Linked DNA regions of Homo sapiens: regions 1 and 2 are each linked to region 3. Evidence: chromatin loops called from intact Hi-C (ENCODE). Cell type or tissue: IMR-90. All regions are shown on one strand. Each heading gives the region's core, and the rest is flanking DNA. Links, peaks and the distances in the headings are about the cores only.

Region 1 (7,760 bases), core at 1,246-6,245, 850 kb after region 3:
ATTAGCCAAGGAGGTTCTCCCAAGGGAAAAGATGCCTTTCAAGGTGGCTCCTACAGTCAGAGGCTGCTAGCCTGGGCCTTCCCAAATTCTTCTCGACACACACAGACAGCCCTTCTCCTTCAGCCATATGCTCCCCATTTTTCCTGGAGCTGCCCATCCATCAGACAGGAATGCCACCTCCAGGCTGGGTGGGAGGAATTAGGCTTTATGAACTCCAGGGGGTGGAAACCAGTCCGGAGCCAGCCTCCAATGCTGAACTGGAGGGAACTGTGAATGCCTGCTCAAAAATCTGCAGTGCATCAGAAAATTATGTAAAACTACAACAAACTCCCCATAAATCTAATAACACTCAGCTCTCTGGTGTCTTGGGCTGGGGGAAGCAGAGCCGCACACAATTCCTTGGCTCGGGCGTGCGTGTGCACGGCTCTGACAGAAACACAGCCCGAGAAACAGCCCTGGAAATGCGGCTGCAGGAGAAGGCGCAGATGACGATCAGGCTTGGAACACACAGAGGGCACCAGCTAAGTGTGTGTGTCCGGGGACAGCAGAGGTGTGCTGAGAGCCAAGAAGACCTCAGATTTGATTCCAGAATCAGGCGGGTCACCCAACACTGGAGCCAAACACATTAGCTTCATCCCATTTTCACATAAATCGCGTGCCTTCGAAGACTTCACAGTTTGATTTCCTGATGTTTCCAAATTTCCCTGCCCGCCAGCGGAGTTGTCAGCGGTTTAATCACAATGTCGTGCTCCCCAGGGCTGAAGGGAGATGGGTCTGCAGCCTTCACCTCACCTGCTGTGAGATGGGGGCTCCGTGACCTTATGCCCTGGGAATCTCACCAGGCTGATTCAGAGAATCCCATCCTGGTCCTTGCAGCTGTGCCCTTTGGTCAGAAGGGGGCTTCCCTTCCACCTGCAATCTGAGGAATGCTTCCTTCAGATGAAAAAAAACACACACAGAAATAAATGAAGATAGCTGATAGGAATTCCCAGGACATTCCCAGAGATCTTTCCTGTCTTTTGGAATCCCTTCTGTAATCATGAGACTATGGGTCCTGCTGCTATGAGGAAGACCAAAATAACAGTGGCTTCAATGAAAGGGAAGCTCCTTTGGCTTTCATGTCACAGTTCAGGGTTGATGTGGCAGCCCCAGGGTCAGGGATCGGCCACCCTGGCTCCCTCCGGGTGGCTGCTCCCCATTCCTAGGGCTTTGCCTTCTTTTACATGGTCCAAAATGGCTACTCCAGCTCCTGCCATTGCAACTGCATTCCAACCAGTGGAAAGAGGAGAAAATAAGGTGGAGGGTGAGTTCCTTCCCTTTAAGCCCACAACTTGCATACATCATTTCATCTCTGGTGTCGTTGGACAGAATTTTGTCATATGGTTACTCCTAGTTGCAAGAGAGTCTGGGAAGTGTCGTTTTTTGCTTTGTAGTTCCATCCTAACGTACTTTGGGGAAAGAGGTTCTGCATGTGAATCATTCAGGGCTGAGTAGAGCTGTGCTTAGCCTGGGGTGCCCCTGTGGGCTTCAGCTTTCTGGCTTATAGTGCACAGAATTGCCCATCTCAGTCCAAGGCCTGGCAATGACTGTCTGAGGCGCCGTCTGAGGCCTGGAGTTTACAGTACGCAAGTGATCTAAAGCTTAGTATGTCTCATCCTGGAAATTCCAGGGTCTGTTCCAATGCAGCTGGTCTGAGAGAGCACCAGATTTGCACCCAGTAAACCCCCATAGTGTGAGTGAGGAGCTGAAGGGGGAGTCCTCTCCTCCCAGATTAGCCACTGAGAGATGACTTTGAGTGGAGTCGACTGCTCTGCCAGGCAGGCTCTGTGCTTCTGTCCTGCCAAGCTGGCAGGAAACTTGCTCAGTGATCTTGGGCTGCTCAGAGCCACAGTGGTTCTAAACTGCCATGCCCCAAACCTTGCACCCTTGGCTCCACTGGAACCTACAGAAAGCCAGATGGAACCGTTTCCTCGGAGAAGATCCTCTCCCTCTGAGCACCCGTGGCTTTCTTCCCTGCCCATTTCCTGGCAGCCCAGGAGGGGATGGCACGCCAGGCATTTCCCAGCAAGCTGTTGGTGAGGTTGTTCCATCCGGAGTGAGTGGCGAGGGCATGACTTCTAAGCTGTGTTCACAGCCCTTCCCGTGTGGTGATCTTGTCCCAGCTCTCCCACCTGGAGGCTCCTCTTGGAGTGCCCTGGCTGGCCAGATGGCCCTGCAGCCATGAGCAAGTCCTAGGCCTTCCTGCAGGCTTCGAAGGCCCGGAAATCAGCAGGCAGCTCCCCCAGCCGCCTCGGGGTTTAGCTCCACCCTGCCTGCCAGCCCCAGAGCTCCGCTGGCATCAGGCCAGAGTACTCAGGCCTCTGGGGCAGGTGTCCTCTGCAGCACTGGGCGGGCGGCAGGAGGGCTGGCTGTGGAATCAGCAGAGCCCCAGGGCCTACGCCCACACCACACAAGTGCTCTGTGCACCTCCATGCTTCTGCACGGGCACACGACGTATCCACAGGCACGAGTGTGTGGGGATTCAGCACCTCCACCCCCACACTTCCTCCAAAAGCAACCTCACCTCCATGGCAGGTGGTGGAGGCCATAGTAAATGTGAGGCCACAAAGGCCATGTTGAAAGTGGAGGTGGAGGCCATCCTGAATGTGGGGTGGAGGCCATAGTGAGTGCAGGTGAAGGCCCTGGTGAGTTTGGTGGGGGCCCTGGTGAATTGGGTGGAGGCCATGGTGAGTTGGGTGGAGGCCCTGGTAAGTGTGAGCGGAGGCCCCGTTGAGGTGGATGGAGGCCCTGGTGACTGCAGGTGGAGGCCATGGTGACTGTGAGGGTGGAGGCCATGGTGATTGTGAAGGTGGAGGCTATGGTGAGTTGGGTGGAGGCCCTGCCCTGGTGAGTTGGATGGAGGCCATAGTGAGTGTGGTTGGAGGCCACGGTGAGTTGGGTGGAGGCCCTGGTGAGTTGGGTGGAGGCCACGGTGAGTTGGGTGGAGGCCCTGGTAAGTTGGATGGAGGCCATAGTGAGTGTGGTTGGAGGCCCTGGTGAGTTGGGTGGAGGCCCTGGTGAGTGTGACTGGAGGCCCTGTTGAGGCGGATGGAGGCCCTGGTGACTGAGGGTGGAGGCCATGGTGACTGTGAGGGTGAGGGCCCTGGTGAGTGGTTGGAGGCCATGGTAACTGTGAAGGTGGAGGCTGTGGTGAGTTGGGTGGAGGCCCTGGTGAGTTGGGTGGAGGCTCTGGTGGGTTGGGAGGAGGTCCTGGTGAGTGTGAGCAGAGGCCCTGGTGAGGTAGAGGCCCTGGTGACTGAGGGTGGAGGCCATGGTGACTGTGAGGGTGAAAGTCATGGTGAGTTGGGTAGAGGCCATGGTGACTGTGAGGGTGGAGGCCATGGTGAGTGGGGTGGAGGCCACAGTGAGTTGGAATGGAGGCCCTAGTGAGTGTGAATGGAGGCCCTGTTGAGTTGGGTGGAGGCCCTGGCAAGTGTGGGCTTGCTTGTGCTGTCATGGCCCCCACAGTCCATCTCCCCTAACACACTGGTCCTCACCTGCAGCCTGTTGGTTTTCCAGGGGCCAGGGTGTCAGTCCTGCCAGCCTTCAGCATCTGTAAGGCAGTGCTGCCGAGACACCACACCGTTTCCAGTACCGGGCCTCGGATGGGGTGGCTGCAAACGGGCCCCTCATTGCTGAGCAGTGGCTGCAGTGGCAGAGAAATCTGCTCAGAGCGGCTGCTTAGCCAGCACCTGCTCTCCAGGGACCCAGCTCAGGCTGGGAGAGGTCGCAGAGCCCAGGATCCCCAGACCCCCAGCCTCCCTCCCTCTGTTCCGGAGGCCCTCGCTGTTGCCAGTACCCAAGCCTGGGGTTGTATGTTCAGTGCGCCTTTTGTTTTCTCATAATTTTTCAGACAAAGACCAAAGATCCAGAAGGGGGGGGGGCTGTGTTTATTTGTTTTGTTTTTTGCTTAGATTGTAATCCTGGTGATTATAGAATATCAAGAAGGAAAATCAACAAAGCCTTCCTTCCTGGGGCTCGCGGAGCCGTTCCTGGTCGACCAGCGCCACCTGGTGGCCAGTGGCAGCGGCCCCGCTCGGAGATGGGAGCCCCAGGGAAGCCTGACTCCCCGGTCCAGGCCACCTGGAGCTTGCAGGCGGGGGCCTGTCCCACCCGCGCCTCTGGACCTGGTGTCTGAGATGTGCTAGGAGGCTGTTTGGGGACCTGCTCTGTAATTCTGGAGTGGTGGGGCTTGGGGTGGGGCTGGAACTAGCAGCAGGAGACCCTAGGGAGAGGTGCCTGTGCCCACCTTTTTTCCTCTCCAGCTCAGTCGATCCTGATCCAGTATCACCTGGCTGGCTGGGGACGGCGGGCTGGGAGCTCCGAGCCTGACTAGGAACAGGTATCCCTAAGGCTCAGCCAGAGCCCATCGAGGAAGGACAGCAGCCAGCCTAAAAGTCCGGACGTAGTGGCTTACGCCTGTAATCCCAGCACTCTGGGTGGCCGAGGCAGGAGGGTTACTTGAGCCCAGGAGTTCAAGATCAGCCTGGGCAACATGGCGAGACCCTGTCTCTACAAAAAATAGAAAAATTAGCCAGATGTGGTGGTGCACACCAGTAGCCCCAGCTACTTGGGAGGCTGAGGTGGAAGGATCACTTGAACCTAGGGAGTTCAGGGCTGCAGTGAGCTGAGATGGCGCCACTGCACTCCAGCCTGGGTGACAGAGCAAGACCTTGTCTAAAGAAAAGAAGAGAGAGAAGAGAAGAGGGCTGGACATGGTGGCTGACACCTTTAATCCCAGCACTTCGGGAGGCTGAGGCAGGTAGATCACCTGAGGTCAGGAGTTTGAGACCAGCCTGACCATGTGGTGAAACCTGTTTCTACTAAAAATACAAAAATTATCTGGGCATGGTGGCAGGTGCCTGTAATCACAACTACTTGGTAGGCTGAGGCAGGAGAATCACTTGAACCCAGTAGGTGGAGGTTGCAGTGAGCCAAGATCGTGCCATTGTGCTCCAGCCTGGGCAACAGAGTGAGACTCCACCTCAAAAAAAAAAAAAAGAGAGAGAGAAGGGAAGAGAGCTGCAAAAACTTTTCCCCCATGGAGCTACAGGTGTGGGCACAGTAAGGAGTGGGGGGATCAGCCCCGGGTGGGAGAGAGAGGGGGTGTTGTTAGAGGGACTCTTTCTGGCCAGCAGTGTTCACTTAGAGGCGTGTTCCAGGGTCACTACCTCTGAGCAGAGACTTCTGGGATAGGAGCAAATGGCTGAATGTCAGGAGTGAGCTCGGGCCCCCCAGGCCACCCAGTTCTGGGGCTCAGAGGGAGCCGAGCCGGCTGCAGTCTTACCCTGGAATCCACCAAGGTCCCAGAAAGCCTGAGCAGAGACAATGGTTCCCCCTCAGAACCACCTGGGAGGGGCTGAAAGGCAGGCCCTTCCCCAGACATTCTGACTCCCTGGGTCTGGAGTGGGCTCCAGACACTGAGTTTTTTATGAAGCTAGGTTCTTGTGCTGGGGTCCCCAGGACCATACTTTTTAAGGAACCCCGGCCTATAGCAGCCTCTGGCGAGAGGCCAGCCAAGAGCAGGACCAGCACCTCTTTGGGCCACAGGCCTCCTTTCTCACATCCAGGTGCGAGGAGGGCAGGCGTTGGAGGCCACACGGAGCTTAGTGTAGCCACACTCCCAGAGGAAGCCAGTCCCCAGCATGCACTAAGTACTGGGTGTACCATTTCTGGATGTTCCAGGACTGTGTGAGGACTTTCCGTAGACTCTGGGTTAAGAAATACGACTCTAGAAGTTTCCTTGTTTTGCAGCTGAGGTGTTGGTGCCGGCACATGGTGGAGCCTTGCCAGACACTTGTTGACTTGCACTTGTGAGAAACCCTGGAGTTGCATAAGAGGAAGCACATCTGTGTCCCCACGGCAGCCCAGACAGCAGCTCGGTCCCTGAGAGCAGAGGCCCGGCTCCCTGCCTGCATCTGCGGGGCCTGGGAGTCATGGGGGAGGCAGCGATAGCGCTGGGGGTTCCTGGAGAGGATTTCCTCTGCCTTTTACCCTTCCCTTTGGGAAGGAGCTGCTGCCATGAGGAGCAGGCAGGGCAGGTTCCTGGAATCTCCAGGTGGGTCCCAGCCCTCTTCCTGGCTCCTGCCAGAATGCCTGCAGCCCCCTTCCAACCTGGCATGGAGGACAGCAGAGGGTGGGCACGGAGAGGCTGACTTGAGTGTGGGGCTTCCTTCCTACTTTGCTCCAGGATCCAGGTTTGTTTTGCAAATGTTGGTTTCTCACTCCAGCTAGTTTTATGGAGCCGATCCGGCCCCCAAGGAGGACTGGAAGAGAAATACTGCTTTTGATTTCCTGTCTCTCCTGGCGTCTTGCTGCCCAGGGCCGCTTCAAGGCCGCATAGCTGCTTCCGTGACAGGAGATCCCCCTTTTGTGGAGTGCGCCCCTGTGCTGGTGTTGGGGATACAGGACCCCACCGACGTCCTGGGCCCTGACTGCTATGCAGAGCTGATGCTGAGCCCTGCTAGGTGCCAGGGAGTGGTTCTGTCAAAGTTAGAATTCATTGCCAACATTCAAATCTCCAGATTTTCAGCCTCTCTTTAAAAATGGAAGGCTCCAGGCCAGGTAGTTGGGAGCTCAGAGGCGGCTGCTCTGTGGACCGAGCCTGGCTTCCTGCGGCGCTACCTCCCCACACACCAGGAGGCACCTGAGTCCAGGAGGCCCTAGAGCAGTCTTACCAGGAGCAAGATGGAAGCATCCAGAATCCCACTTGGTCCCCCACCCCTCTTTCCAAGTGGCCTGGAGGGGCAGATAACCCTGAGGCTCTGACGCTGCCAGGCGGCCGGCACTCCTAGCGCACTCACACTTCACCCACGGTGCAAAGAATTCCCAGCCTGGTAACAATGCCGCTTCGCACATCAGGAGAAGATTCCGAGAGCCTCAGGATGGCTCTAAAGTGCCACTTTGTATGTCACTGAGCACCTTGGAGATTTCCTGTGAGGCCAGTTACAGGGGTAAAGGACATGCCACCCCACACGCTCTGTATTTCCTGATGATGGAGTCACTGGCCGGGCTGGAATGGCGCCTCTCCCTACCCCTCATTGACAATGTCTGTCCCACTTGCAAGAAGAAAGAATACGGGAAGGTCAAGCTCTCAACACCCTGGCAGTCTGCTGGACCCTCCACCCCCGCCTTTTCCAGAGGACGTGTGATGTTGGGACGAAGCCCATGCCCCCTGGCAGAGGGAGGACTGTGATGCCCCAACAGCGAGCACCAGAAATGACAGGCTCACTGGGGACACGGCAGATAGGTCCCCGCATGTGCACACGGTGGGCGCACACTCCATCCCGTCCCCCCTCAGCCTCTGCGCTCCTCGAAATGAGATTTCTGAAAATTTTGTCCTCAGGACCAATAGGCGAATGAGAGTTGAGTGGTGAGATCGGGAAATTGAATAGTATGTGGGTGTCTGGATATGAGAAGTTAAATCTAATGAAAATTTCATCCAGTTGAACCAAGAAATCAGAAACAGGGCCTTTATTCCTGTCAACAAGAATACAGTGAAAATTAAACCAACCCGGCTGCCATTTCCCATTGACCTTGTCGCCATGGAGACAGCCTTCTAGTGTCAACAACACCGAGGACTCCGAAGGGGCCTCATTCACTCCAGGAGAGGCACGTGGCCGCTCCCTCTCCCGTCCGCCTCCGGCACGTGGTTCATAAGGAGAGCAGCCACACGTCCAGGGTTGCTGGAGAGCAACCCAGCCTATACCAGCACCTGGACA
Region 2 (7,760 bases), core at 1,687-6,686, 680 kb after region 3:
CCGGACAGAGAAGGGAGCAGAGGCTACACCAGGGTGGTGCTGTCATTGCAATAAATGTCCCTTAGCCACCCAAGAGACTTGATGTCTATTTGGAGAATGAGCAGCTCTTTGGCAACCCAAGTGTCTCCCCAGAAGTGCAGCCTCTCCCCGCACCCCACTCCAGGACCATGCCCTGCAGCCCTCAGGAAGGACTGCCCTGGCGGTGAGCTGTGAGCTCGGTCATGGAAGGGACTGCAGGCCAAGTGGGACACCCTGAAGAGTATGGCCGCGCTCGCCCCTCAGCCCGTGGCCTCCTCCTGGTGGTGGGGACCTCTCCACCCGGATGAGCTGGGCTCTTCCCTGGCAGGCCATCTCTAGGAAGCACAAGCTAGCTTAACAGGATATCATTTCTTTCTTTCTTTTTCTTTCTTCTTTTTTAAAAATCTTTCTTAAAATGGAGAATATTATAGCTTCATAAAAAATACCTGAGCTTTTTGCTCAGCAACCATTTTTATGTTTCATCAGGGTGAAATAGAAATGGCTTGGAAATAAAGCCTGACGGCACTGGCTCTGTACCTGGGCCTTCTACTGCCATCTATCGCTGGGGCAGGGCTCCACGGCTCCCACCAAATGAGGCTTGGCGGGGGGGATTAGAGCAACAGGAGGCCTTGCTGTCAGGCTGACACTCTGCCCCAAAGAGGACATTTGGACCCATGTGCTTCAAGGAAAGGAAGCAAGTCGCTCCCTGAGGGGTCCTGGCCTCCACATCTGGGCTCAGCAGGGAGGGGAAGGTGTCCCAGGCCTGCCAGACCCTCTGCGCACCATCCCGCAGCCCAGCCCTGGTATCTTTGGTGTTATAAGCACCCTGTGTTACCTTCAGCCACCAAGAGTGGGGACGTGGCTGATGCCGAGGTGCCCCTATACACGCTCACCACCGTGCATGGCTCAGGAGACCACAGCCCTGGCCGTGCGTGACGGCCACTGAGCGCTTGATCAGAAACTTCAAGGCCTGGCTTTTGGTTCTCACAGCTACCCTGGGAAGGAAACAGGGCAGGGGTGAGTTCGTCCCAGTGTTTCATAGAAGAAGAAACTGAGGGTCAGGAAGAGAATAAGGGGCTCCAAAAGACATAGGGTAGGCAGGGCCCTGGTCCAGGCCCTTTAAACAGACGTGGTCCCTGTCCTGGGGGAGCCCACAGGCCACAGCGGCCAGGCCCAAGGTGCACACATGTGCAGTGAGCAGAGATGAGAAGGAAGAGCAGCTTCCAGAGCCTGGATGTGCTGGCCTCACAGGGACCAGTCCTGATGCCAAGAAGGGCAAGAGAAAGGTTGACCGACCCTGACATAAACCCCAAGTTTCCCCTGCCCTGGCCCTTGGCGTCCCTGTGAGGCTGGGGTCTGATGGGACCTTTCTTCCACACCTTTGGCCGCCACAGCTGAGCTGACCATGGGCACACTCCAGAGCACTTGGACCTCGGCAGGGGACACTGAGCCAGCCCGCTGTACTCCAAGGGGTAGCTGGAACTTGGCAGCAGAGACAGGAGTGGCCAGGCCCTGACATTTGGGCCCTTGGATCCTTGCATGGACAGCAGATGGAGGACCCTGTGGTGTCAAAGCCATTTCTGACCCTAGCCTAGTTGGTGGTCCCTAAAGCTGGTCAAGACGGTGGATCCAGAGAAGGAGACACAGAATGGGCGGGGCGGTCAGGGGAGGCTTCCTGGAGGAGGTGAGCCCAAAGTTGAAGGATGGAAGAAATGGGGAGGGGGTGTTTCCATGCCCTCTGACATGGGGCAAGCATGGGTCACAGTGCTAAGTGCTCAGTGAGACTAACAAGGCCACTTGAGGGGTCCCAGTTCCCATGAGCCAGTTCCACACACCTCACCCGGCACAGGGCTGTCTGGGAAGAGGCCCTCAGGACAGGTGTCCCAGCACCGGTGCCAGCCAGGTGATCTGGAGGGGAGCATGGGGAAGGGCCTGGAATCCTCCTGACTCTCTGCTGGGCTCAGAAGAGAGCAGGACAGGAAGAGCCTCACCAGACCAGTGCATGCAGCTTCAACATGGCCATGCAAGCTCCCCACAGCTGACAGTGACAGCAGTGGCCATCCTCATCCTCATCCTGTCACCAGTAGCAATAACAACAGTCATCGAAGGCTGCGGGCAAGCACTCAGCCTGCCTGTGAGGCCAGCATTTAGTCACTGTCACCATGTGGAAAGGAGGCTGGGTCTGTGCTTCAGGTCAGGCCTCCGCAGCCCCCGCCATGCAGAGGGAAGGCTGGCTGAAGACCCAGACACTGGCTCGCTTCACAGACCTTGCAGGAAAGACAAGACCCCAGCAGACGCTTGCGCCATTAGATAATTAGGAGAAGGGCAAGGGGGTGTGAGGGAGGCCAGGGCTCCAGCGGTGCCCCAGGTAGGAGGAAACCCTGGCAGGAGTGACCATGGTGACACTGAGAAACTCACTCAGTCCAGAAGCTGCGGGCCAGGGATAGAAACCCAGCCCTGGTCTTAGAAGCCGCCTCGAAAGCTTCATCTGGACTAGTAAACGGCAAAGCCCTCCTGCAGCTGGGGAGGGGCGGGTTTTGGAAAAGAGAGTTGAGGATGAAAGGTTGTGTCAGCCAGAGGGTTCCTAAGCTGCCTCCTGGGTCTGGCTTCATTCTAGCTGGCAGCTTCCACATCTTTCTCCATTTAATGTCCCTTGAATAACGTGACGAGGAGATAAGGTAGACACTGGGAATTTACGGTGCTGTGCAAAAAATTGCTCAATTCCATTAAGATTTCAGGACCCTTGCCAAGGCTGCACGGCAGAGCGGACAGTATTTCCCGCTCAGACATCTTTGCCTGATTGCAGTTTACGATGCCAAGGCCACTGCTGTACCCACCTAAAGCCTCCAGAAAATATGGCAGAGCTCCCAAAACGGCCATTATCCTCTCTGAGAAAAGTCACTGGGCATTTTCTAGAAGATTCCCTCTTCCCGATTCCTTCCTTCACCCCTCCCCGCCTCTGGGGACTGGGCGACAGGAGGACATCCAGTCGGCTTTCTCAGAGGGTCCCCTTGCAGGCCCCATTGCTCACCCTTCACCTTGCAGACTGCGGCGGCCAACGTCTGCTATGTGGCCAGAGCCCTCTGGGGAGGGGCACCCTCTGCTCCCGCCGTGTGGACGAGTGGGTACTGAGTACAGGGGAGACCTCGGGGCATCAGGAAAGTCTTCCTCCTGGCCACCTATGTGGGACCACCAGAGCCAAAGGTTTTGAATTCATCACCACCCTTATGAGCCAAGTGACTCTGGCCAACTGAATCAACTTCTTTGAACCTTATTTCCTTTTTGGTAAAATAAAATAAAATACCTCCCTCCTGAGCTGAATGGGAAGATGAATTGAGCTAAGACACACAGAGGTCTTTTGGACTCGGCAGCCCCCTGGGAAGTGGTGGCTGTTTTCACCCCACCAGGACCCTTTCCAGCAGCTTTTACTCTAGGGGATTGGACGGGTGGAATAGCAGTGGTCGGGGAAGGGGGTCCCCTGAGAAGGTCCTATCCAACCCAGTTTGCAAATGGCAAAATGCTAGGCTTGTGAGATGCAACTGTGATTAGGAACAAAACTCACTTGTTCCGCAGCCTCAGGCGGGAATCTGGTGTCTGGCTGAGTGAGATGGAAGCTCTGCCTTCTGGCACTTGTCTCCTGTGTGCCACCCTCCCCGAGCCTCTCTGCTCCACACCATCCCCTGTGACTGCCACCAGGACCTCTCCTGGCCTGGCCTGCCGACGCTCCTCTGTCCCTCAGCCCTTAGGGACTGGGCTGCCCAGGCTTGACTGGGAGAGAGGAAGGATGAAGCTTCCGGAGCCGCAGTTCCTTAGAGATGGAAATTATTAATTAGTCTTATTATCCAGAACTTGTCAGTCTCTTAATCCTTCCGTCGGCAGAGGGGTTTATGCCTCCACAGCGTGTGCTGTCAGCTTGGCTAAACAATCGCTTTTCATATACAGCCAGAACAATGGGCAATACAGTTTGGTTACTATCTTTATCAAGCCAAACAATTCCTGCCCCCTCTAAGAACATCCTTCAAAGATGTGGAGAATGCAGAAGCTGCTTAATTTCCCTTCTAGATGGCTTATAATATGGGGCTTTTGTTTAATTATCCTTTTCATGTAATCTTCAGCTGACATTGTGTCCTTAATATTCTAATCTCCTTTGGAGCAAAGGGGAGACTGTAGTTTCCAAAGCAAAAGACAAAACTTTGCCTCAAGGAAACACTTTCTCTTTTGCCTCTGACGTGATTCAAAGGGCAAAGAGTGAAATCCAGACGTAGTGGGACAGAATGCAGTGGAAGACGTGGGCGGTGGGTGACCCACTCTGCGTGTGGACGTCAGCAGCTTGCTGGGCCTCCAGCTGCACCCAGCTGGTGATGTTGGTCTGTGTGGGCGTGTCAGAGACTCTAGCTCAACAAGGAAGTCCCATGACATGGTGTCATCACTGCTTTTAGCACCATTAATATTTCAGTGGCTCTCGGGATGCAGGTTGTATATTCCCACGGGAGACACACCACCTGCTTCGGACTCCTGGCAAATGGTTTTGCCTAGACAGGTGAAGACAGGTGCGCCCAGGTACCCACAGGTGCACACAGCTGTACACAGGCGTCACTGCGCCACAAGCCTCCCCTCTCAGTTCTCCTGCCTTCATGCTGGAGTAAGGATCTGGGGTGGGGGTGGTACCTGAAGGAGGCTTCTTGCCATCCCCATCACCACCCCAAAATGGGCAGGACGTCCTGGGGGATTTTATGCTCTTTTTCCAGACATGCCAGGGTCCCTGTAGGTGATGGGGAATATTAACAGAGCTGTCCTCTCACTCCACCTGGCTGCTGGGAGAAGGCAGCCATGAGCCCAGGGTGTGTCTTCCCCAGGCCTCATTGGGCTGTCATGTGAGATGCGCTGGTGCTGGCGAGCCTCCTGCCCAGCCCAGCTCAGCCTAGCTCAGCTCAGCAGCATCCCAAGCCTGAAGCCTCTGGAACCTAGGCCACCTCCCAGCATGCAGAGCCATCCTGCCTCATGTCTTTCTTTGCTGTTCCTGCAATTCTGCCTCTCTACCTAGTCCCTTATCTGCTTCTGCCAGAGCAGCCCCACTGGCTGGCAGCCACCGAACCCACATAGCCAAGTGCTCCTGTGGGTTCAGCTTCCCTTCAGCTCAGTGTTCTGCACCCCTAGAAGATATATGTGTGTGTGCATGTGTGTGAATGTGTATATGTGTGTATGAGTGTATGTCAGTGTGTGAGTACACAAGTGTGTATATATGTGAATGTATGTGCATGTGTGTGAATGCTTGTGTATGACTCTGAGTGCATGTGTATGTCCATGTGTGAGTCCGTATGAGTGTGTTTGTGTGAGTGCATGTGTCCGTGTGTGTGCCTGTGTGTGAGAGCGTGTGTGTGTGTGTGAGTATGTGTGTGTGAGCGCCTGTGTCCGTGTGGGTGCATGTGTGTGTGCTTGTGTCTCAGTGCATGTGTGTGCATGTGTGTGAGTGCATGTGTGTACGTGTGTGTGAGTGCATGTGTCCGTGTGTGTGCATGTGTGTATGTGTGTGAGTGCATCTGTGTATGAGTGCGTGTGTGTATGAGTGCATTTGTAAGTGTGTGTGTGTATGAGTGCATGTATATGTGCATGTGTGTGTTTGTGCATGTGTGTGAGTGCCTGCATGTGCGTATATGAGAGTGTGTGTGTGTGTGTGTGTGAGAGAGAGAGACAGAGAGAGATATCCTCGCCCCTAGTTCCCCTCTCCTCCTCTTCTCCCCCTGCTCCTTCCAGCTTTCCTTCTCCTCCAGGCCCCGATGAGGCTCTTGGAGAGGTCACTAATGACCTCTGCCTTGCTATACCAGAAGGTCACTGTGCCATCGTCATGTTTCCTGGCCTCCCAGCAGCACCTCTTCAGGCGGCCATTCCCTCCTTATGAACGCTCCCTGCTGCCGAGACTTCCCGGCTATCTCCCTCCTTTCTGTTCTTGGCAATCCCTCTTGCTCAACCCCCCGATGCTGGACTATCCCTGAGCTGCTGAGGCCTTCTCTTCTCTGTCTACACTTTCTCCTGGGATCATCTCATCCAGCCCCACGGCCCCAGTGCCAACTGTATGCTAGTGACTCCCACGTTCATATCTATGTCCTGCCTCACTGCTCTGCACCAGATTTTTACCCGACTCAACATCCTCTCTTAATGCAGAATCTGCATCTCCAACTTCTCACGGCTAGAGCAGGACTCATGATGATTTCCTCCCTGAACTGCTCTTCCTCCTGCCTTAGAGCATCGATGGCTCGCCGTCATGCAGAGGCTCAAGCCAACCCTCCATTATGCCCCTCTTTCCCTCACTGCCTCTTTCCTGCTCAGAAATATGTCCTGAACCCACCTCCTTCTCTCCCTCTCTTCTGCTTCCCAACCCTAAGCCACGGCTCCCTCCTACCCAGAGCTGGAGTCCCTCCTTCTTAGCCTGTGCTGCACTCTCCACAAAGCGGTGGGGGCAGCCACTTAAATCCCAAATCAGATCACATCACCCTTATGCTTCAGGCAGTTCAAGAAGTCTCCACGGCACTTAATGTCCAAAACCTTACCGTGACCTCTGAAGACCTGTACCCTTGACCTTGGTCTTCCTCTCCCTGCTCACTCTCCAGCCATACTGGCTTCTTTCTCTCCTCAAAGAGTCAGGTCCTTTCGTGCCTCAGGGCCTTTGCACATGCTCCTCCCTCTGACTGGAGGCTGCCCTGGACCTTCCATGGTTCACACTAAGATTCAGGTCTCCTTTCAACTTTCAACTCCACATCAAAGCCCTCTTGACACTCCATCTACTGTTCCCTCACTCTCTGGCAAGCCCTTCTGTTCCTCCCTCCCCAGCATTTTATGATGAAATGTTTATGATATACAGAAAAGTTGAGAGAATTGTACACACACCCGTACAGCTGCCACCCAGATTCTGCCGTTAACATTTGACCATATCATTTGATCACTTACGTGTTCCACCTATCCAGCAATTTTTCGAGGATTTCAAAGTAAGCAACAGCCACAGCACACCTCCCCCAAGTCTTTCAAGGTGCATAGCATTAACCAAAGTTCAATATTTGCATACAGTTCTTTTTTTTTTTTGCTTTTGAAGTAAAGTTTATACACTGTGAAACAATTGAATGCATACATGTTAAGTGCACTAGTTGATGAGTTTTGATCGATGCGTGCGTCAGTCATACCCTAAGCCCACATCAAGATTTGGAACATCGCCATCACCCCAGAAAGTACCCATGTGTCCCTTTGCAGTCAATACCCACTTCACCCCCAGAGGCCACCACTGTTCTGATTTCTCCACTATAGGTTCATTTTTTCTGTTCTAGAACTTCGTAGAACTGGAATCCTGCAGTATATGCACTCAGGTATATACTTGGCTTCTTTCACTCCACATCGTATTTTGCCATTCATCATGTTGCTACTGCCTACTGTGTTATTTATGCCTTGTCTATCCCCCCAAGCCCAGCCCCATCCTTCAAGCATAAGCTCCACAGGGTCAGGGGCATGATCTGTTTTGTTCACTGCTACATTTGGAGTGCCTGGAGCCATGCCTAGCACATAAGTACTTGTTTATTGGATAGGTGTGAATGGTGTCCATCCATCCAGCACCGGGCTTCCTGAGGGCAGGGCCAGGTCACTACTTCCTGGGGTTTCTCCTAGGCTCTCCCACAGCTGCCCCTAGGTCCAGCTGTGCCCCACGAGCACAAGCGTCAGCACTCGGTAAAGACACCAGAATGGATGCGCTCTCCACG
Region 3 (7,760 bases), core at 909-5,908:
CCTGTGTGAGGTTTGTAATATGTGGTTTGGCAGTATGAGTATGTGACTGAGTGTATTTTGTGTTGACAAGTGATGTGTGTGTTTCTTTTGCATTTCCATTATACAGATCTTTTCCTAAGGTGGTGTGTATCTTCTAGAATCATGTACCCTGTCCTTTTTTTTTTTTTTTTTTTAAATGTTCTAGGTGACTTAAATCCGACCTCCCTTTCTTTTCTTCGGCCTTTCCTTTTATTTTTTGTCCTTTCCCACATAGAGAGGTTTCTTCACTGACCTGTCATTATTATAAAAAAGTGTTTGTTAGATGTACTGTATTTGTAGCCTTTTAGTAAGAAGGGGATGCCCACCATCCCTTTGTCCTGTAGCACAAGGCATTGCTTCTTGTTTCCCTAAGAATAGGTAGATGGAATGAGATTTAAGCCAGAAGGCCGCTGGTAATAGTATTTGTAACTAGATAGCATCTCTAGATAAAACACTGGGTCCTTTCTGCTCTGGGCCTCCCCATGTAGGATTTTGGAAATTTTTTTTTGCTGCATTTAGCCAGCTTCTTTCTGTCTCTTTGGCTTGATACAATAAATTTCTTTAAGCACAGCCAAGTATATTATTTCATTTGGAGCCTTCATTTACAAGGAAGTATGGGGGCCTCTCCTAATGTTCCTTTGCCTGTTATATATAGTACTGCCTTTAGTTTTTGGTGTGTTTGAGAGTGAGAGTGAGAAGCATTCTTGCTCTGCTACTTTGTCTGTGTAACTTGAATAAGAGTGTACGGTCATTCACTCTATTTTCCAGATAGTGTATAATCTTTCTTTTTATTTTTCTTGAATACCTAATCAGGTTCGAGCTAGAGGTTGATCCGACTATCATATCCTTTTATTTTGTGCCATCCCTGGATATAGTGTCCCTTAGTCCTGTGATTAAGCCATGTTCCTATTTTGTCATTAGAGAGAGGGACTTACAAACATATAGATGGTCTCCCATGATAATTGTCATGCATTTATAAGGAAAGTGTTTCTTTTCTTTTTTTTTTTTTGAGGCTGAGTCTTGCTTTGTTGCCCAGGCACGATCTCCGCTCCCTGCAACCTCCGCCTTCCAGGTTCAAGCGATTGTCCTGCTTCAGCCTCCAAAGTAGCTGGGATTACAGGCGTGCACCACCATGCCCGGCTAATTTTTTTTCGTATTTTTAGTAGAGACGGGGTTTCACCATGTTGGCCAGGTTGGTCTTGAATTCCTGGCCTCAAGTGATCCGCCCACCTAGGCCTCCCAAAGTGCTGAGATTACAGGCATGAGCCAATGTGCCTGGCCGGAAGTGTTTCCTTGTATAAATTGACAATGGAGAGCAGTTCACGTGATGGGACAAAGTAAAGGGTGAGTAAAGGGTGGTTTTGGGTTTTTTTTTTTTTTTGCCATCAGTATGCTAGCTGTATATTTCTAAGGTTGTATTGCATCCTTCTGCTTTGAACACCATTGCTTGTAGAAGGTCATGGGCCTCCTGTGTAAAGATTGGTACTGTTTCCTGAGCATTTTTTTTTTTACCTCATTACCCTGGACTTACAGAGAAATATTATGTACCCCATTGCAAAGAGAGGCCAAGGGTCAGCCACATTATTTCCCCTTTTGCTCTTTTTCTGGAGGATTGTTCATTTACTTCGAACTGATTGACATGGCATAAGATGGAATGACTAGAGATTTTTTTTTTTAAAGGTTCCTCCATATTCAACCTCAGTGTTTGGCTCTATCCTGACATGGTTGCTTGTTCTCCTGTACATGAATCCTTTTGCAGTTACTTTCTTGTTTTTGTTTTTCAAATTTAGCCAGGGCTTTCAAGTCACGTAACATATCCTTTCCTGAGACTGTGAGCCGAAGGTAACTTCAAGGAAGATATGCTTGTTTGGGGCTGTATTCATCACTCTGCTCTCTACGGTTTTGTAGTTTTCATGTGTACAAAGTGACATTTCTTGAAAGAAACGTTTGGGGCTGTGTTCTTAATAGTTTTAAACATGTTATTATGTGGAGACTAAGTGGCAAAGGTCTCACCCCAACTTCATTTCTTCATACCACTCATATATATCTTATATATATATACCCCACTCTTATATATATATATACCCCACTCTTATATATATCTTATATATATCTCCCCTACCTGCAAATCCCAAAACAATAGTCATAGCAACAGAAAAGCAAAACCTTGTGAAGCCCAGCTCTGATTGGTTCTGCTGTGCAGTTCAGTCGCTAGTTTTGGACAGGTGCATAAGCAGATAATTTTTGGATGTGTAATATTCTCAGTGGGGCTGATGTGTGACTTTTGGGACATAGAGCATTCATTCGTTCAGCAGACCATGCAGTATCTCTTCCATTTTTTTCCCCTTATCAGTTACCACAAGGTAAGATTATGTATTCAGTCACTTAAAAACACTTGCAAAGTGGATTTTTCCCCATTTATTCCTATCTAACCATTGGAATAAATGTTGACAGTAGTAAATTACCATGTCCCTATTTTTGTGTTCAACATGTCTAAGAGAATGGGGAGCTAACTTCCAGTAAGGGCAGTACAGTCAGTCATGACTCTTTCTCCATGTAGCCTGTGCATTGTGCAGTGATGATTTATACTTTCAGCTAAATTTAGTGTCTATGATAAGGGATACATCAGATGTTTAAGTTCACTTAATCTCTTTTACAGTGTGCATTCAACAAGGTGTATTTGTGTCTTATATTAGAATGAAATGCAGATACAACCAGAGGTATTCTTTCAACGTAGAGAGAGAGAGAAAGCCTTTCTTTTTACAAGTTTTGAAAAAAAGTTATTGTCTATTTTTCCTTCATGGTGCTTGATTTAGATTGCCAGGAGTCATTTCTGAAGGTATATTAATACAATCAAGAATTAATGTTCTTAAAACTTAAATTTGTTTTTTAATCCTTTTCTGAAAAGTCATTTCTGAGGATATATGTGCCCTGTTGGTTTTCTGGGCACTTGGATATCAAATCATTTGGGAGTGATAATAAGAAATTGGTACAAAGTGTGAAATTATCAGATAGAAAGAAAAAAGATGTTATAGTGGAAAAAATTACTCATTTATGATTAAAAATAATCTCAAAGTGATGACTGGAAGTATAAATTCAGATATTTGAAGAAGAAATGGAATGTTGATAGGGTTATTGTATTGAATCAACACATGCACACGTATAAAGAATGCTCCCCAAAATGGGGACGCTTAGAGGACAAATAAGTTGATTGGATTGGTTTTAAGAAAAATATTGTTTGTCTTTTTAAAAAGTAATTGAAATAACCCTTCTTAGTGAAGAAAATGAAAACTTTGATGGAAGTTCAGCAGAATGGAATATTTAAAAAGATTCAAGAGAAGGATTTTTTTATTGCGAATCCACAAGGGGGTAGTGATGTTCTTTCAAAGATATTTGTGGTGGCAACAATGTGAGATGATCTCTTCACATTTTAGATTTACAGATAAAACTGGCATGTTTGCATTTTAACTTAATAAGATCTTCTTTTTAAAATGTTTATTGGCAAAATTGTTTATTGCTTAAATTAAAAAAAATCCATTTTGGGTGAATGGCTACTTTAAGCCATATGAATGGTAAAGAAGAGAGAATGTCCTTACAGTTTTGTGCTTTGGAGAGGTCACCAAGGATGTGAGGGTCACTGTTATTTTCTAAGAATGTAATAATCTTAAATTCCCTGGGAAACATTAGACATCTAGGAATCAGTTACTTAAGTGTCCTGAATAAAAGGATTTTAGTAAATTGTGTCTAAACTTTACAGAAGTTTGTATTACTAGTTGTATTTTCAGTGCTGCCGAGAGATGAAAAATATGAACAATCCATGCCACTAGCCACTTTTAATAGTTCTAAGTAAATCAAATTTTTATAATCTTTTTTATTAGTTTATATTACATCATTAGATAAAGGCTTTTTTTTTGTTTTTTTTGTTTTTTTGTTTTTTTGTTTTTTCTTCCCTCACATAAAAATTCAGGAGCTTTCTTCTGGTCACTGAGTTCCACCCCATATTATTCAGAATTACTTAAAATCAGGTGTGGTAGGCCTGTGCTGGGTCATTTTCAGTGGAGGACTGCCTAGCTGTATTATGCACTCATTTTTGAAAGTTATGCCGTGTGGTGGGAGAAAGATTTAAAGTTGGGGGGCGGCTGTGTCCTACTTATTTAGAGACACAACTAGTCATCACCTGTAACAAATGTGACTTCTTTTAAAACTTATTTTATCTTACTTTTTTTTAGAGACAGGGTCTCGCTCTGTTGCCCAGACTAGAGTGCAGTAGTGCAATCCATAGCTCACTGAAGCCTTGGCCTCCTGTGCTGAAATGATCCTCCTGCCTCAGCCCCCTGAGTGACTGGGACTACAGGTGTGTGTCACCATGGCTGCTTAGGTTTTTTTTTTCTCTTTTTCGTAGAGGTGGGGTCTTGCTGTATTGCCCAGGCTGGTCTTGAACTCCTGGTCTCAAGCAGTCCGTCTGCCTCAGCCTCCCGAAGTGCTGGGATTTACAAGTGTGAGCTACCATGCCCTGCCTAAAAAATATTATTTCTAACAATAACACAAAATAATTATGTGGTTTAGAAGTTATGATAGTTTGTGCCATATACATTGTATATTTTTCATTTTTGGTTTGTGGAAAAGGTTGTTAATTGAGCTTTTCTCTTTTTTTCTCCATTCCCTCATTCTGAGCAAGGAATGACTTTTTCTTTTATTTCCTTTACGAAATGACTTTGGTGTTTTAACATTCCAGAAGATACACTGTTTTTTATATGCTACTCTAAACTCTGCTGGGAACTGAACTATGACGTCAGCATTTTCATTCATGAATCTGATTCTTCTAAATTTTTTTCCTGTTTTGTATTCCTGAGCTGACTTCTGGCACATGCACAAATCAGTTTACCATTAGTCAGCCCATAAATCACTGATAAAAGGTAAAACAAAAGATAAGATACTGGAGTTATTTTGATAGTGCTATAGTTCTCATGCTGATTTGCATCAGTACAGTTTGGATAAGGTTTCTGGCTAAACAGATTGAAACCTAAAAAGTCAATTTAATTATCTCATGATTTTGTGACTTGAACTGTGTTGTGAACATATTGACACAATATTTTTGTTCTTACAGGAAGTTGAGAGTGCTATGCTATGGCTCCTTTGTTATAAAATAGCATTTCTTTTTTTTTTTTTTTTTTTTTTTTTTGGAGACGGTCTCACTGTGTCACTCAGTCTGGAGTGCAGTGGCATGATCTCTCTCGGCTTACTGCAGCCTCGACTTCTTGGGCTCAGGTGATCCCTCAGCCTCACAAGTAGCTGGGACTACAGGCACGCGCCACCATGCCTGGCTAATTTTTGTATTTTTTGCGGAGATGGAGTTTCGCCGTGTTGCCCAGGCTGGTCTCCAACTTGTGAATGCAAGTGATCCACCCACTTTGGCCTCCCAGAGTGCTGGGATTACAGGCGTGAGCCACTGAGCTGGCCTAAAGTAGCATTTCTTGTATAATTTGACTAAGTTGGAAGATTATATAATGCTTTATTTCAGAGAGGTTAGGCCTAGAGATTAAATGATGTTTTATTCAAATTACCTTTGTAATGGATTTAGATTTTTTTTTGGAGCATTTTCTTGCCTTTGACATATTTTAAATAACTTCATTGTTTGATACTTTTATTTTAAGATATTATTATTGTGGTGGAACTAGCCTAGTATTCCTTGTATTGGACTTAGGGTGCATCTACCCTGGATTGTGCACTCGTGTAGCTGTTGACTCCGGTTTCTCCTCTAGGGAGGTCACTGCTTGCAGTTCAGTACTACGTTAGAACAGTTCTTGAAGAAATCTTATTTGGAGTTTTCTTCTGCAGGCCAAATTTCAGGCTAAGCCTCCGGCCCATAGTATCTTTCAAGCCTGCTGTAGCTGATGAATGGTGAGCCGTAAAAAAGTTTATTTTCTCTACTTTCGTGGGGGATTTGCTGACTTTCTGGATACTCAATTGCCAAGAAACATTTAGAAATAAAACGTGTTATATTTAGGAATCATCATTTTAGCTAAATAATAATGCATGATTAGAATTGATGATTCAAGCTGCAACCACTTTGATTGATACCCAGTCTTACTCTTGAGATCACTTTTTTTTCTGAGACAGTCTTGCTTTGTCACCCAGACTGGAGTGTAGTGGCGTGATCTTGTGTCACTGCAGCCTCCACTTCTCGGGCCTAAGCAGTCCTCCTGCCTCAGTCCCCCAAGTGACTGAGGCTATAGGTGCGTGCCACCATGCCAGGCTAATTTTTGTAGAGACGGGGTTTTGCCCTGTTGTCCAGGCTGGTCTCATACTACAGGGCTCAAGTGATCCTCCTGCATCGGCCTCCCAAAGTGCTGGGATGACAAGCATGAACCACCACGTTCGGCTGAGATGACTTTTTATTTTTTATTTACTGGGTTTTTTTTTTTTTGAGATGGAATCTAGCTCTGTCACCCAGGCTGGAGTGCAGTGGCATGATCTTGGCTCACCGCAACCTCTGCCTCCTGTGTTCAAGCAATTCTCCCACCTCAGCCTCCTGAGTAGCTGGGATTACATGCATGCACCACCACGCCTAGCTAATTTTTGTTTTTTTTAGCAGAGACGGGGTTTTACCATGTTGGCCAGGCTGGTCTCAAACTCCCGACCTCAGCTGATCTGCCTGCCTCTGCCTCCCAAAGTGCTGGGATTACAGACGTGAGCCACCGCGCCTGTCTTGAGATGACTTTTTAAATGCCATAACAACTCACAGATCCTGTGTCCTCCCATTCTTAAATGAAACTAGAGCTTTGTGTTCCTTTAGGTTAAACTAAATTATCTAATAGGTAACAGAAGAGTGGTCTGTTAGCTGGCTTTCTCCTTTCAGTAGATTTGCTAAGAGAAAGGAAATAAAAGCAAGTAGACTGTGAATAAACATTGAAGATGACTTAAATGACATTGTTTTCCCTAATAATGAAATAATTTATATATTATTTAAATATAATTTCTATAAAAGAATCTATTTGCAAGTGATAATGAAGAAAGGAATTTTTTTTTTTTTTTTTGAGACAAAGTCTTGCTCTTGTCCCCCAGGCTGCAGTGCGATGGCGCGATCTTGGTTCATTGCAACCTCCGCCGCCTTGGTTCAAGCGATTCTCCTGCCTCGCCCCCCAAGTAGCTAGGATTACAGGTGCTGAACACCACGCTGGGCTAATTTTTGTATTTTTAGTTGAGACACCATGTTGGCCAGGCTGGTCTTGAACTCCTGACCTCAGGTGATTCACCCACCTCGGCCTCCCAAAGTGCTGGGATTACAGGTGTGAGCTACCGCACCCAGCCTAAAAAAGGAATATTTAATGGTAGAGGGCTCTGTAAAAACCCCCTAATTTTCAAAGCCATGTGCCACTGTAGAATTTATGAAAAGTTATGGGCTATTATTATTAGGTTTCAAAAAGTCTGGAATACTGGCGGTAGCATCAGAATTATTTATTTATTTATCTTTTGAGACAGAGTCTATCTCTGTCGCCCAGGCTAGAGTGCAGTGATGCAAGCTCCACTTCTCGAGTTCACGCCATTCTCCTGCCTCAGCCTCTTGGGTAGCTGGGACCACAGGCGCCCACCACCACACCTGGCTAATTTTTTTTTTTTTTTTTTTTTTTGAGACGGAGTCTCGCTCTGTCGCCCAGGCCGGACTGCGGACTGCAGTGGCGCAATCTCGGCTCACTGCAAGCTCCGCTTCCCGGGTTCACGCCATTCTCCTGCCTCAGCCT

The links. Hi-C counts contacts between places; a loop is a spot of excess contacts. Peaks named below come from ENCODE experiments on the same cell type or tissue, not always from the same donor. Only the 100,000 strongest peaks of a DNase experiment are listed, where the experiment ranks them.
Region 1: a loop joins it to region 3, with 12 times the contacts of the local background. A loop is called at or near these places in 26 of 110 quality-filtered maps.
Region 2: it touches region 3 in a loop (4-fold over the local background); 2 of 110 quality-filtered maps call a loop at or near these places.

What each region holds. Positions count from the first base shown.
Region 1 is chr1:7,643,366-7,651,125 of GRCh38, forward strand. The region is part of intron 7 of CAMTA1 (calmodulin binding transcription activator 1); the gene reads left to right. Among named protein-coding and RNA genes, the nearest start is that of VAMP3, 120 kb to the right of the region's middle. RefSeq lists enhancers at 446-946, 7,338-7,760. In IMR-90, for the core only: a CTCF peak has its summit at 4,057 (motif pointing left); a DNase peak (open chromatin) is centred at 1,666; H3K27me3 peaks cover 236 bases.
Region 2 is chr1:7,474,719-7,482,478 of GRCh38, forward strand. All of the region lies in intron 6 of CAMTA1 (calmodulin binding transcription activator 1), which reads left to right. Among named protein-coding and RNA genes, the nearest start is that of CAMTA1-AS1, 37 kb to the left of the region's middle. In IMR-90, for the core only: no CTCF peak of the experiment used is centred there; a DNase peak (open chromatin) is centred at 4,343; H3K27ac peaks cover 1,862 bases.
Region 3 is chr1:6,790,959-6,798,718 of GRCh38, forward strand. The region is part of intron 1 of CAMTA1 (calmodulin binding transcription activator 1); the gene reads left to right. Among named protein-coding and RNA genes, the nearest start is that of CAMTA1, 9.4 kb to the left of the region's middle. In IMR-90, for the core only: a CTCF peak has its summit at 3,395 (motif pointing right); DNase peaks (open chromatin) are centred at 3,393 and 4,853; H3K27ac peaks cover 1,369 bases.